Linked DNA regions of Homo sapiens: region 1 is linked to region 2. A link is a contact called in ENCODE Hi-C or POLR2A ChIA-PET data. All regions are on one chromosome and are shown on one strand. The core of a region is the stretch at or near the end of the contact, and the rest is flanking DNA. Distances in the headings are between cores, read along the strand shown.

The links. A loop is a pair of places that touch in the nucleus more often than their neighbours do. ChIA-PET counts read pairs that join two places held with the same protein, here RNA polymerase II (POLR2A). Pooled maps may share reads with other maps.
Region 1: a map of mammary epithelial cell shows a loop between it and region 2 (5-fold over the local background). The contact joins two enhancer-like sites. A Hi-C loop is called at or near these places in 8 of 168 maps with a recorded cell type or tissue (MCF 10A, endothelial cell of hepatic sinusoid, gastrocnemius medialis and 4 more), 1 of 37 single-sample maps with no recorded cell type and 5 of 50 pooled maps. POLR2A ChIA-PET finds 5 or more read pairs at or near these places in 7 of 52 experiments (AG04450, K562, MCF 10A and 4 more).

What each region holds. Positions count from the first base shown.
Region 1 is chr15:101,354,505-101,361,338 of GRCh38, forward strand. The region is part of intron 13 of PCSK6 (proprotein convertase subtilisin/kexin type 6); the gene reads right to left. Among named protein-coding and RNA genes, the nearest start is that of PCSK6-AS1, 23 kb to the left of the region's middle. RefSeq lists enhancers at 2,712-3,655, 4,600-5,543, 5,544-6,487. Within about 2 kb of position 5,132, at least 4 of the 41 ENCODE cell types and tissues checked have a DNase peak (open chromatin) inside an H3K27ac peak, as active enhancers do.
Region 2 is chr15:101,317,784-101,325,210 of GRCh38, forward strand. It overlaps PCSK6 (proprotein convertase subtilisin/kexin type 6), which reads right to left. Exons shown (of 22, transcript NM_002570.5): 17 at 7,067-7,263; 18 at 4,737-4,824; 19 at 536-639. Among named protein-coding and RNA genes, the nearest start is that of PCSK6-AS1, 13 kb to the right of the region's middle. Within about 2 kb of position 3,053, at least 7 of the 41 ENCODE cell types and tissues checked have a DNase peak (open chromatin) inside an H3K27ac peak, as active enhancers do.

The DNA of each region.
Region 1 (6,834 bases), core at 3,882-6,381, 39 kb after region 2:
TTACTCCTCACAAGTGAAGAACTGAAGTGTATTTGCTGTAAAGCAATGAAATCTTTACATCGTTAAATTTACTTGTGCCATGTAAATCTCTCAGACAGTCTTGCATTCTGACCTCTTCGGAAGAAATGTTTCCCATACATGTGCTTTTAAAAACTCTTCACGTAATGGAAATTCTCAAATAAACATAAAATGGAGAAAACAGTACAATGAGTCCCCGTGCCCCATCACACAGTCCCAAGAATCCCCAACCTTTTCTCAATCTGGTTTCGCCCACCCTCTTCCTACTCTCCCACTCCTCACCCCCACCCTCTGGAATAGTTTAAAGCACAAATCATAGGCATCGTGGTCATGTCTTCATTTGTAAATACCATGATATGCATCACTAGCAAGAATAACTTTTCCTGAAACTTTAATTCCTTATTATCATCTACCCTGATTCTATACTGATTTGTAACAGCGAGATAAAATAGCACCCAGTGCCTGCTGGAGAACACGTAGGTGCTAATCATCATCCTATTCCTCTCTCGTTCTTTTGATAAATTGGACTTCTTTCCTAGATTGGTGGGAATCTGGAAATAATGCTGTTGAAATAATCTGGAAAAACACAGCACATGTGGGTTGCTGCTCTTTTGGAAACAGATGAAAGATCAGAGAAAAAAGAAATTTTAATCAGGGAGAAAGTGAATTCTCAGAGTTCAAGAGTGACACAGGATTTTTTAAAGTGCCATCAATTGTCTCAGACAGTCTATTTATTACTATGTGAATACCAAGTACGTAAAACCCTTTGGAACCATGAAATAAGATACATGGTGTCAATTATAGAGAGAAGATTGGAAAGCATGCCTGATTATTTTTTCTATTTAGACATTGATGTCTCACAATTCTCCCTGGCAGGGGAAGACTGTGGGAGGTGCCCCAGCACCTTAGGTAGGCTCCTGGTTACAAAGGGAGGGCTAGGCCAACTCAGTAAAGTTTGGGCCCTGTACATAGCCCTGGTCAAACTGCCTGCAGGGCACACTCAGCTGGGCTCTTGGGGTGGAAGAAGTGAAGAACAAGGAAACACCCCTCACACCCATGCCTACCCAGCAGACCCGGCATGGGGCAGGTGTGCAGACAAGGTAAGTGTGTGCTGCATGAACAGGAGAACACCATGCAGATGCCCCTTAGTGCTGACAAAGCCAAGCTCGATTCCTGCAGAGCACTTTGCATGCATCCGGCATGCCCATGGGGGCCCCAGGTCATGAGGAGGTGCAGGGACCTTCCTGCACCTGAGGGTGCCGAGCGGGATGTGGCCCTGGGTGGGGAGGCTGGCCTGACCTTGGCAGGTGCACAGGCTCTGCCTTGTCGTTCAGGTGCAACCACCAACGTAGGCTCCGAGGCAAGAAGGGCGGGCTGGGAAGGCTCCTCTCTTCAGTGACTTGGTCTGGGTCTCACTTCTGCACAGCCCTATCTTACAGGAGAGGAGACCCAGCGCAGAGGCCAGAGAGACAGGAAAAGCGGAGGCAGGAGGATCCAACCCCAGGCCTGTCTGATGTCTGACGTGGGAGAATGAAGCATACATGTTTCTCAGAGAATAGACACTTTCTGCATTCTGGGTCCAAACTTAAAATCTCGGGCATTTTGGATGGCAACTCTCTTAAATGCAGCCAAACTTCTCCGACAGATGTTCTGCAGGACGAGCCATCGCCCCAGCTCTGCCTGCACCGTTGCCAGCTCCGTTCGTAGCCTTGCAGGCTCTGTGCGTAACGGCTGGAGTAGCAAGCTCACCCACGGTGGAAGCTGCCCCCTCTTCCACACCCACACTGTGCACTGCAGGGGCAAGGTCCTAGTGTTCCCAAATCTGGAGCTAAGTAGAGTTCAATAAAGGTGTGCTGGGCTGGGTGCAGTGGCTCACCCTGTAATTGCAGCACTTTCGGAGGCCGAGGTGGGCAGATCACCTGAGGTCAGGAGTTCAAGACCAGCCCGGCCAACATGGCAAAACCCTGTCTCTACTAAAACTACAAAAAAAAAAAAAAAAAAAAAAAAATTAGCCAGATGTGGTGGCAGATGCCTGTAATCCCAGCTACTTGGGAGGCTGAGGCAGAAGAATCGCTTAAACCTGGGAGGCAGAGGTTGCAGTGAGCCGAGATTGCGCCGTTGCACTCCAGCCTGGGCAACAGAGCGAGACTGTCTCAAAATAAATAAATAAATAAATAAATAAATAAATAAATAAATAAATAATATAGGTGTGCAGGAATAAATGAAGAGCTGTTAGTATCTGCAAATGCTGCAAGACTGCAAAGCAGGATTCACACTCGATTCCATTCCTAAATTGCCTCCTGGAAGAGAGTGATCCTGGGAGGACCCAGATCCTTGGCCTGGGAACTGAAGAGGAAAATGGATGACTGATGTGCTACTCAACCTTTAAAAATGGCTTTAAAACTAATTACCTAAGCCACGTTCAATCTGACAGGAGGTATTATTGGAGCTAGCGCATCAGTCAGATCACTTAATTACTTCATAAATCCTGGGTCTTAGCATAGATTTTAAAGCACTTTTACACAGAACACCATTGGAGCAGTTTTTTTCTTTTCATTTTCTTTTAAAGCAATTAACTTGCAGAGATTTGCAGGAGATTGAAATGAACACCACAGAAACGAAGCACCCTGCCCCAAGCACAGGTTCTTGGAATGCCTGTAGAGAAGTGAGGACTGCCTGCTTTTCTGGTCTACGCGTGTGTGTGTGCTGCACTGTGCCTGGCACTGAGGCTGGTGGTGACTGTGCACTCACAGGCCACCCTCACCAGACAACCAGGGAGTGGAAGATCCTGCCCATTTGAGATCAGTTCATACCTCGGCATCGACGAGGCTGACAGGCAGCTGACTCGATGCTGACGATGCTGACCAGACCTGCATTTTCCTGGCTGACCAGCCCTGCATTTTCCCGGCCTCTAGAGCTCTGAATCCTGGAGCTAGAGGGCAACCTAGGTCTTCTCTGTCACCTTCCCAGGCTGAGGTCCCCAACAGGCACTATCAGCTTGACCTGAACATTCAGTGCTGGGGCTGGTCCTGCCTCCCTGTGTACACAATAGCGTCATAGCGTGCAGGCAGGCTGGGCTTCCCTCTCCACCCATGCACTGATGAGAAGCCTCGGCCAGCGGCCGTCCTGCCCACCTGGCGTGGCCTCACAGGCATGCTCTGGGGGTAGGTCTTATTGCGAACAATGCCTACGTTGGGTCCCGGGTCTTTGGGCACAGCATAACCAGTGCCTTGGTGAGCTCTGGGTAGACACGGATTTTCACCCTTCCTCCTAGGGGGTGCTTCCTGGCTCTCTGGTGGTTGATAGAGATCTTCTCAGACTCTCCTCCACACCTCAATGCCCGTCCACTGCAGGCCCCCATCCACACTGACGCCTTCTGTGGGCACCAGAGCATCCTCCCAGAGGCAGCAGGCCCTTTCCTTATGTCGGCCTGGCCAGGAAGCTCCCACCTCTGCTCTGCACTCATGGAAGGGCCCAGACCTGCCCCTGGAAGGAGGGGAGTTAGGGCAGGTCATCGCTGAGGACTGTCTCGGCCTGACATCCCCGTCGCTTGCCCAGTGGATCGGGTGGGGAAGCCTGGCTCGTCACTGCTGAGCCCCTCTGTGGTCCCTCCCAGGGCCTGGGGAGCAAGGCCAGCCCTGAGAAGTCTCACCCCTGGGGGTAGGCGGAGTAAGGCAGGTCATATGTGGGCAATGCCTGGCACTTCATTCTACAAAAGGACAGCCGTACCCTTGGGGCAGTCGCCATCTCCTAATGGCCTGTATTTTCTATGCTACTAAGATAAAAAAAAACAAAGTGACACTGGGGAACTCCTGAGAATCTGGCCTTAGGCAGACCCTTCCTCACAAGCCCTTCCTTGTTTCTTTCAGCCGGAAATCCCTGTTTGCTCCACTGAACTTGGGGCACTCCTCTGGGTCACTGGTGGCCCTTGGGCCCTTGTGCATGGTACTATTGGTTCCTGAAATCCGAAATGTTCCCAACTAGCCTGTGGGCTCCTCAGGGGCAGGAACTGTGTCTTGGAGCCTCTCTGTGCCCGAGCACTGGCATAGCATCTGGCACATGGCAGGACCTCTGCAAAATGCATCGGAGACATGTCTGTTAGGATACGCAGACCTCCCATTTTGACATTTCAGGAACAGCCGGAAGAGGTACCATTCATCTGGAGGCTGAAGAGGGCTTATCCTGGATCAACCTCAAAAGCACTGGGCCCATACGCCAACCTGGAAAGGGCCGCTTGGCCTTTGTTTGAGCCCCTCTGACCCCTTTTGGCTTCACTCCATCACTCCCTTCCCTCACCCTGGGAGGATCCAGCCGCCATGCTGAACAACAAGCTCAGAGGCTGGCCCTGGAATGAAGTGAGCAGGGCAGGTTGGGGAGACTCAGTTGCAACTGCAGTGTCCCATGTGAGGGCCACATGGATTTCCACTGTGGAGAGATGCTGGTGGGACCCAGGCTCCCAGGCTAGCTCTCACTGTGCTTGGGGAGGATGCACAGAGCCTGTGGGTGACAGGAAGGCGCCCGTCCTCCCCACACACAGCAGGGAGGGCTTGCCGTGCGTCAGCTGTGGCAGGACGCATGCCTGTACTTGCTGTTTCTGGACCACATTCAGGAGTGGCAGTTGTCTACAGGGTAAAGCTTGCATGGAATGAACTGACTCCAGACGCCCTTGCAGGAATGTGCATACTCTCTGTGATGACACTGGAGAATGTGTCCCCGCCCCCCAAATTCCAGTAGGCCCTAGAAGGTCAGAGCTGGAAGGTACCACAAGGTGTTTATTCTGCACCCGTCTCAACCTTCTGAAAGCAAAGATCCAGTTTCTACCCACGCTGAGGGGTGGAGATCGACCTGTGTCAAGACTTCATTTGGGGCTACCCTCAGGAAGTATTTCTTGTATCCACTAATCCTGTGTCCTCTGTAGCACACAGAGCATCTGGTCATGTGGTGGTTACAGAGGGTTCCAACTGGACTAATTAATCCGCCAACACCTATTGGGCACCTATCATACACCATGCAGCAGGAGGCTCTCAGGGCACAGCAGGACCGGAAGGAAGGAAGGCTGCAGATGGCAAGCCCATCAGTGCTAAGGCCAAGGCCAGAGCTGCTGAGTGCCATGCAGGCAGCAAGCAGGGAGCTGATATGGCAGCATCTGGCTGGGCAGGAAGCAGTGTGGCAGGTGCACAGGTGTGCAGGGCATGCGGTTCCGTGCTGTGCACCACTGCAAGCCTAAAGCTCGCTCAGCACCCACACGCAACAGGCTCCAAACGTGTGAATCACTGTTATATAAACAGATCTCCTTCCATTGCTCATACAGCTTGAAAGGCTGACGATACTTAATATACCTAATCCGAATTTGGATTTCTAGCTCAGTCTTCCCTCTCACCTCCAGGTACATATCTCTGCCTGGACTTGTGTAAGTATCTTTGATTTAACCCACCCAAATCCAAGCTCCTGATCTTCTCTCCAGCATCTTCCCCCCCTGCAATGTTCCAGATCTAGGAAACTAGGACTCCATTCTTCTACTGTGCAGGACAAAAACTCTGAAGTCATCCATGCCCCCTCTCTCCTCTCACAGCCCACATCTGATCCATCTACACATCTCTCGACCCTGCTTTCAGAATCTGACTGCTTCATACACTCCACTGATGCTGCCCCGTCGGAGTCACCTTCACCTGATATTGCAATGACCTTCTAACTGGCTTCCCCGCCTTTGTTCCTCTCCCACCCTCACTTCCGTCTATTCTGACCAGCTGTCAGCCTATTAACACAGAAGTTCAGATCACCTCTGTCCTCTGCCTAAAATCTCTCAGTGACTTCCAACCAAGTCCCTGTGAGGGCTGACAAAGCCCAGTGCGATCTGGTCCCTATGCTCTCAATGCCTGGTCCTGTCCTATTCTGCTCCTCTTCCCACTGCCCCCTGCAGCCTCGGGGGCCTCTCTGCTGTGCCTGGAACACACCAGACACACTCCTGCCCGGGGGCCTTAGCATCCCCTGGAACACACCAGACACACTCCTGCCCGGGGGCCTTAGCATCCCCTGGAACACACCAGGCACACTCCTGCCCGGGGGCCTTAGCATCCCCTGGAACACACCAGGCACACTCCTGCCCAGGGGCCTTAGCATCCCCTGGAACACACCAGGCACACTCCTGCCCGGGGGCCTTAGCATCCCCTGGAACACACCAGGCACACTCCTGCCCGGGGGCCTCAGCATCCCCTGAACGCTTTGCTTGGAATGCCCTTTTCCCAGATGTCTGCAGAGCTCACCCCCTCATCTTCTTTGAGCTTTACTCAAATGTCCCTTCCCTGAGGCCTTCCCGGTACACCCTGAAATGCCCTTGTCACCCTGCCCTGCTTCATTTTTCTCCTTAGAGCTTCTCATCATCTAATGGACAACAGCTTCCTGCCTGGTAATCTTGTTTCACGGCCTCCTCTGCCTTCCAGAATGTAAGCTTAGCATCTGTTTTGTTCACCAGTGCATCCCCAGTGCTTAGAACTTGGTAAATGCTCAATAAGTATCTGTTGAGTGAAGGCTGTGTTCTTGGAGGGGAGTATTCTTTGAATAAACTGATGAATTCCACTTCCTAATGTTTTATTTAAGACTTCCGTATCCCTATTCAAATTTGCCTATAGTTCTTTCTCTCTCTTTTTTTTTTTTTTTTGGCATATTGATCAATTTCTCTTCACTCTTATTTCCCTCTAGTGATCTGGAAGGTTGGCATCCTGTTTTAAATCTTGATTATCTCTCTATTATAGGAAGATATTTGAGTTTATATGTCTCTATCAGTGCTAAGAGTAAGACATAATCCATCACCCCTCC
Region 2 (7,427 bases), core at 1,803-4,302:
TTCAAAGTGGGCCTTTGCATTGTTTTGGGATTTTGTTTCAAATTTAAAAACATGGTTTTAAAAAAAATTTCCAACAAAACGTTTTCCTTTTGTGGAGAACGGGGTCTCACAGCTTTGCTGCCCAGGCTGGTCCTGAGTTCCTGGGCTCGAGCTGTCCTCCCATCTCTGCCTCTCTAAGTGCTGGGGTTATAGGCATGAGCCACTGCAATGTACATAAAATCTACCATCTCAGCCATTTTTAAGTACACAGTTCAGCAGCATTAAGTACATTCACACTGTTATGTAACCATTGCCAGCATCTATCCTTAGAACAATTGTCATTTCTCAAGTTGAGACTCTGTAACCATTAAACATTAAATCCCCACTCTCCCGGCCCCCAGTCCCTGGTAGGGCCTTTGTACCTTGTTTTGCCCTTGCATTTTAATGCTGCAATAAATGCAGAAGCCCACGAAGTCCTAGGGCTTTCTCGGGTTCAAGGCAGCTAGCCTACGCTTGGGTGACGCTGGCCCGAGGCCTCCGCAGGCGGTGAACTCACCCACGCAGGTTCCGCAGGTGTGATGGCATTCCCCACATCTGATCAGCTCTGAGTCAAAGTAGGTGCCTGGCTCACAGTCAGGAATGCAGCTGCCCCGTGCAAGGCTGTTGAAAAGAAAGAGGCAGATTTCCACATCCATTCCAAAAGTCTAATTATGACTTGCCCTCTAGCACCTTTCCCAAGAGGAGATGTAAGTGGCTGAGGCACAGTTCTTTGTGTCACCGAAAGTTCTCAGCTAAGGAAAGTCGGGAAAGCCATCCCGCAGTCCGCTGGGGGCCCAGCAGGAAGGGGTACAAGGCCCTGGGAAGCAAAGCTCCCATCACCAGGCAGCAGGCGCCAGGCTCCGTCCTTGACCCAGTGATAGCTTTTTCTTACTGTCATTTCTCCAACTCGAATCCAAACCCCATGAAGAGAAGTGGAGCTGTGTGGGTCATCACTGGTGGCACGCTAGCTCAGTCTCAGTGTCAAGTCCCTCTTGAAGTGTTGGCATTTATGGCGTGTGACGGGGCTGTCGGCTACAAGGCTGGCCCTGAACCCCAACCCGCTCTTGCCTCTCTTGCTTGAAACCTTGGAACCTTCTGCAGCTTCGCAATGAACTTGAAATAAGACGCCCTCTGGAGCCCCAGCAGGCCTGTCAGATGCAGCCCCTACCTTCCTCTTTCGCCCCATTTGTGCCCTCACTTCACTCCAGCCAGCCGAGTGCTGGACAGAGACACAGATGCTGAGCTAGACCACCCACGTGGATGGCTTCTGCCACCTTCCCAGTGTTCGACCCCAAGCAAGCCAGCCAGCCCCTCTACATCTGTTTCCCTTCCTGTTAATTGGTTTCTACATCATAAAGTTGCTTGGAGGACTCAATGAGCTAATACCCATAAACATTTCAGTGTCTGGCACACAGCAGTGTGAATCAATATCACCTACTATTATCTCTTTAGTTCCTGAGATTATACTGTGTACAGTCTGTGACGTACATGTTCTAGATGGGTTTGCCATACTGAGCAAGGGCTCTGGGGTGCATCTGTCAGACCCGGAGACTCCTGCTATGACACTGGGATTTATAATAAGAAATATGTGAAGAGAAAAAGAAAAAAAAAAGGAAATATATGTTCGGTCTTTGTCCTGGCACACAGCTCCTAAAACCCTTGGAATTATCAAAGTGCTAAATGTCTTTAATAACTGATAGCTGGGGGTTCCTGGGCAGCCTCTAGACAGGGGCTGGCTGCCAGGGAACCAACCATTGATCAGAGCTTTGGAATTTTTAGCCCTACTACTCTGACTTCCCTCCTGGGAGGTGAGAGGGGCTGAAGGCTGAATTGATCACCAATGGCCAATGATGTAATCAATCATGGCTATGTAACAAAACCTCCATAAAAACCCAAAAGGTCAGGGTTTGGAGAGCTCTGGGGTGGTGAACAAGAACACAACCACATCCTGGGAGGGTAGCCCAGCCCAGCCCCATAGGGATGGAAGGTCCAGCGCTCAACCCTTCCAAACCTCACCCTCCGCATCTCTTCATCTGGCTGTGTGCCATATCCTTTGTAATAAATGGGCACATGTAAGTAAAGTCTTTCCCTGTGAGCTGCTTTAGCCAATTAATCGAACCCAAGGAGGGGTCATGGCAAGTCCGATTTATGGCTGGTCACTCAGAAGCACAGGCTACCATGTGGGACTCGTGATTGACATCAAAGTGGGGCAGTCTTGGGCTGAGCCCTCAATTTGTAGGATCTGACACATCTAGTAGCGTCAGAATTGAGCTATTTATTTATTTATTATTTATTTATTTTTGAGACAGGATCTCATTCTGTCACCCAGGTGGGAGTGCAGTGGCACGATCTCAGCTCACTGCAACCTCCGCCTCCCAGGTTCAAGCGATTCTCCTGCCTCAGCCTCCCGAGTAGCTGAGATTACAGGCGTGCACCACCATGTCTGGCTATTTTTTTTATTTTTAGTAGAGACAGGGTTTCGCCATGTTGGCCAGGCTGGTTTCGAACTCCTAGCCTCAAGTGATCTGCCTGCCTCGGCCTCCCAAAGTGCTGGGATTACAGGCGTGAGCCACTGCGTTCAGCCTGAGCTATATATTTATTACGTATATCTTACGGTTCACTGGAGAACTGCTTGGTGTGTGGGGAAAAACCCACACGTTTTGGCTACCAGAGGTGAAGTGTGTTGTATTTTGTGTGTGAGAGTAGGAGAAAACACTGGTTTTTCCTATCTCTTACACCTGCATTTAGCAGGAAGACGTCTGTATGTTGGCAAGCTCCTCTGCATAGATGGCGGACACCCACCCGGCGCCCTTCCTCTTCATGGTGCCATGCCCACTGCGAATGGCAGTTAAATCATGTCTTTATAACTGACACTCCCCTGCAAACCTTTCCTGTGTTGATCCCCCTGAAGAGATGGAGGGCCAGAGGCGGCGGCTCGGCTGCTCTCTTGCTGCTTTAACATGACTGCAGTGATTAGAAGTCACAGCTTAAGAGGATATTGGGCAATAAACGGAAGCTCTCTGTGGCTGACGGCTGGCGATGCGTCTGGAGTTTGCACGCCTCTCTGAAAGCTCGTCAGTGACGGAAGCACTGCCTCTATGTGGCGGGGCTACCGACAGGAGGCGTTTTCTCTTTAGCACACCATTCCTACATTGAGTATCCGATTTCCCTCTCCTACAGGATGGGACGGGATGCATAAATGCATTCCCGGGGACCCCTCAGCACTTCTCTGCTGGGAAACAGGCAGGTTCCAGGGAGCTGGGAACACAGAGCCTCCTCTTCCTGATGCCCCCAGCTACCAGCCTGGGTTGAGGATCCACTCCTGGGCTGCCTGACCTGCAGAGCCTGGGACATCAAAGCTGGCCTCTCCCAGGCCGCCAGCGGAATGCCTCCTTCCTCTTCCAACTCTTTTATCTTTGGGGGATCCCTTTCCTGGGCCAGTTCATCCTTTCACTCCTAATCCTGCCTTGTCCAGCCAACAGGTTTAAATGACAGCAGATGTGATGCATGACTTTGGGAGCCTTGCTTTGCCTTCCCTCTCCTGGACTCCTAGCTGCTTGGGGTCCTCTTCTCCCCAGTACTCTGATCTGGAAGAAAGAGGCAGGCTGAAGGAAATGAAGGCAGTAGCATAGTGCCTCCTGGGGAAACTTCATCTCCCCTGTTTGTAAAATGCGAGTAAGAATTATGTCTACTTCACAGGTTGCTGCAAAGATTAAATGAGGCAACACTGGTGCAAGCCCCTGGAATAAGAGAAGATATGCTCAGTAAGTTTTCTTCCTTTGTTCTTTACTCCAAAAAAGAAACTTCTTCTATGGAGAATTCCAGTCCTCACAGCATTTGAGAAGGGAGACGGGGCTGGGGGTGTGTTGCAGCCCTCCACCGCCTCACCCTGCAAAAGCAGCTCCCTGCCTGGACCGCAGCATCCTCACCACTGCCAGCCTGCGGAAATGCAGAGTCGTGGGCTCTGCCCAGACCTGCTGCATCAGAACCTGCATCTGGACATGAGGTGATCCTTCCAGTGCGGACCATGGTGCTAGTCTCCCTACTATGGGAGTGTCCCCCAAAAAATTTTGAACAGAATGTTCTAAGATTTTAGACAGCAATTCGGAGGAACAGGTAATGTATATTTGATTGCATTAAATGCAGTTTGGTTGCATTAAATGGGCTGAAGAAACATTTCAAAATATTCCAAGAACAATCATTAACCCAGTAGAATGATTTTAAAGAAAATGCATGCTGAGCTTTATGGGGCTGAGCCTGATGAACAGGGAGAACCAGGAACGTAAAGAGCACCCTCAGGAAGCCGTGAAGATGTCAGGAGCTGGGAGAAAAAGAGAAGACCGAGGGATGCAGAGGAGAGAGGGTGGGTGAGCCGCTACAGCCCATCCCCGGCCCAGACAGCGAGGGGAACTGGAGCAGGTGGAGGTGCTGGAGCGAAAGGAGGCGGATCTGGGCACAGCCCTGTGCTGTACGTGATGTGATCAAGTGCTGCTTTGCCCAATTCGCCCATGTTGTGTAAAATGTAGAGATTCCGCCCATCCTCTCCCTTTCCATCCTAAGTGGACACACGATTTCCAGGACTCGGAATCTTTACCCTCAATGGCTTTGGGCCTCTGACAGTTCAGCTTTTAGGAGAAATGCACCAACGTGGTAAATCCATAACACACTCCAAGCAGCGCCACCGCCCTGACATTCCTCAGGTTTCGAGGGGGTTTTACCTGAATCCTTCTTTACAGACAGTACATTTCTCAGGTTCATCCACGCACTTTTTACAGCTTGGGTGGCATTTAAGGCAATTTTTCTGACCTGGAGAAAAATAGCGAGATAAGAAAAGAGAAGGGACGACACTGACAGGAATGAAATCTGGGCAAGCAGGCCCCCGGCATTTCAAAGCGGGGGTGCGGGTGGGCTGTTCCCCGAGTCCACCTCCGGAATGGGTGGAAATAAAGCAGCCAGAGGCCGCTTGTACCTGGTGTGGGGTCACAGAATTCTCACCTCCCCTTTCTGAGGTAAAAACGGTCCTCAGACAACCACCAGGCCTCTGAGGTGGTTCTGCTTATTTCAACAGGGATGGAGGCCAATTCCTGGTGGGCTGAGTAGAGTTTAACGAGGTGGAAATCTTCATGAAAGTGGCCGGGTGTGGGCAGGTGGGGGGTGGAGAGCCTGAGGCTGCCGCTTGCCCACCACGGTGCTTTCTCAGGGAAACCTATGTATGAAGATCTGGCTGCTCTAGATGGTGAGACAGGAACCTACGGCGAGTCATCGTGCCTCTTGGGGAAGTTTTGGGTCACCCCAACTCCCACCTGCAATGTCATAACTTATTATCTGGGTTGGCGCCTCATGAAACACCACCATGCACCACTCCTAAGTGGCTGGGGTGCTCTGGGCCTGGGAGCTAACAGCTGCTTGCCACACCTGCACGTGTCCCCCTCAGGGCCCCCACAGGTGGCATCATACGCCATAAAGCAGGTGCTGAGTGAGGATGTCGGGGTGAAGAAGGGCGGCCAACTGTGCCCTTGGGAAGGGGGTGGGGATGAAGGCGCCTCCGTCCTTTGCAAAGGTCTGGCTGGCAGCCCAGGGCAAGCGTTTGCAAAGGCTGTGAAATGTGTCTTGCATGACTTTTTGTTTCCCCGCTAAAGGGAGTCTGGGACGGGTGAGGTGGCTCACACCTGTAATCCCAGCACTTTGGGAGGCCAAGGCAGATGGATCATTTGAGGTCAGGAGTTTCAGACCAGCCTGACCAACATGGTGAAACCCCATCTCTACTAAAAATACAAAAAAATTAGCCGGGCGTGATGGCGCATGCCTGTAAGCCCAGCTACTCGGGAGGCTGTGGTAGGAGAATTCCTTGAACCCAAGGGGCAGAGGGTGCAGTGAGCTGAGATCATGCCACTGCACTCCAGCCTGGGAGACAGTGAGACTCCATCTCGAAAAAAAAAAAAAAAGGGGGTGTCTTGTTATTTGATGGCTTTATACGTCTTTTAAGATTTGCTGGGTCTTGTCCACAGGGGTAACGGCAGTGCCATGACAGGCCGGATCAATGACCCATCCTGAGCAGTAAGGGCCCAGAGAGGAGGGCCGTGGGGAGGCCTGCTACCTGGAAGACCACGAGTGCCAAACGGTAGCTTCTTTAATGTGTTTGAGAACTATCCCCTGTCAATTTAACCCAAGCCCTGCTTTTGTGTCTCCCAGGGCGAGGCGAATTACGAAAACATGGCATGGGGTCTTGGGCCTACAACTCCTGTCCAGCCCCCACCCTCCTGGGACAGCAAGACACCTGGCCTTGCGGCTCTGAGTCCGAGTCCCACCTCCATCATGACTAGTTGTGGCCTTTGCCCCTGCTCAGCTTTGATTCCCCATCTGTAGGACGAGGAAAACACTGCCTGTCTAGTGTTCAGGGGTGCGGTTGCCACCTGTGAAATGCCCGGCAAAGACAAACCCATCCCTTCCGAGCCCAACTGACGTTGGTCAGCAGCTCCTTTTCATGTCTGGAGGTCTGCAAACCTTCCGCCCACATCTGACTCCCAATTTCATCTCCGCAGCTCTGCCGAGGAGGGCTCTCCCCCAGCTCTGACCACCAATCCCATGTACCCTGACCCACGCCCAGCGCACACATCCTGTGTTACAGAGAAGCCGATGGCATAGTCTTTCCTGGAGGAGAAATTACAGCACAGACAGCAGGACCTCCTCTTCTGATACCTGAAATCAGACTGAGTTCAAGAGTGGCTGGCCCTAGCCACCTCTCTGCCCTTGCTCAGTAGTGGACGTTGACTCTGTTGCAGGTGGGTGAAATTCCCTGGACAGCCAGGATGTCTCTCAGCATCACTTGGAACTTCTCCTGGCCAGGTCTGTGGGGAAGTGCTATTAACTAACAGGTCTGGGTGCTTTGATTTCATCATCTCTGCCTCCTTCCCTGTTCAAAGTCCTTACTCAGAACAACAAAATACACGGAAGCAGAAGGCTGGGAAATTCTCCCTGGAGAGAGGACACGGGCCCAGAAAGTTGGGGCTGGCTCATCAGTTCTTGTACCCACAAACAAGCCACTTACTTTCATCAGCATAAAATCCTGCAGGACAGAGGGTCACACAGGTGTTCATCTCCTGGTGGTGATAGAACCCGCGGCGGCAAGACAGGCACTGCGTCGCAGCTCTGCTGGAGCAGGTCTCACACCCCTTGTGGCACCGGCGACAGCGTCTTGCTGCTGTGTCCCCAAAGTAGCCCAAGGGGCACACACTCACGCACTTCCTGTAGGAGCAAAGGCAGGAGGGTGAGGGCCTTGCCAACCCAGCCCCAGCCCCAGGCCTGCCCCTTTGTTTCCTCTGAGGAAACGAAGGCTTCAGGAGTGAATGTCAAACATGATGCCCTTTGTCTTGGTGAGTGCAGTTCTGAGGTTCCTACGTACACAGGTG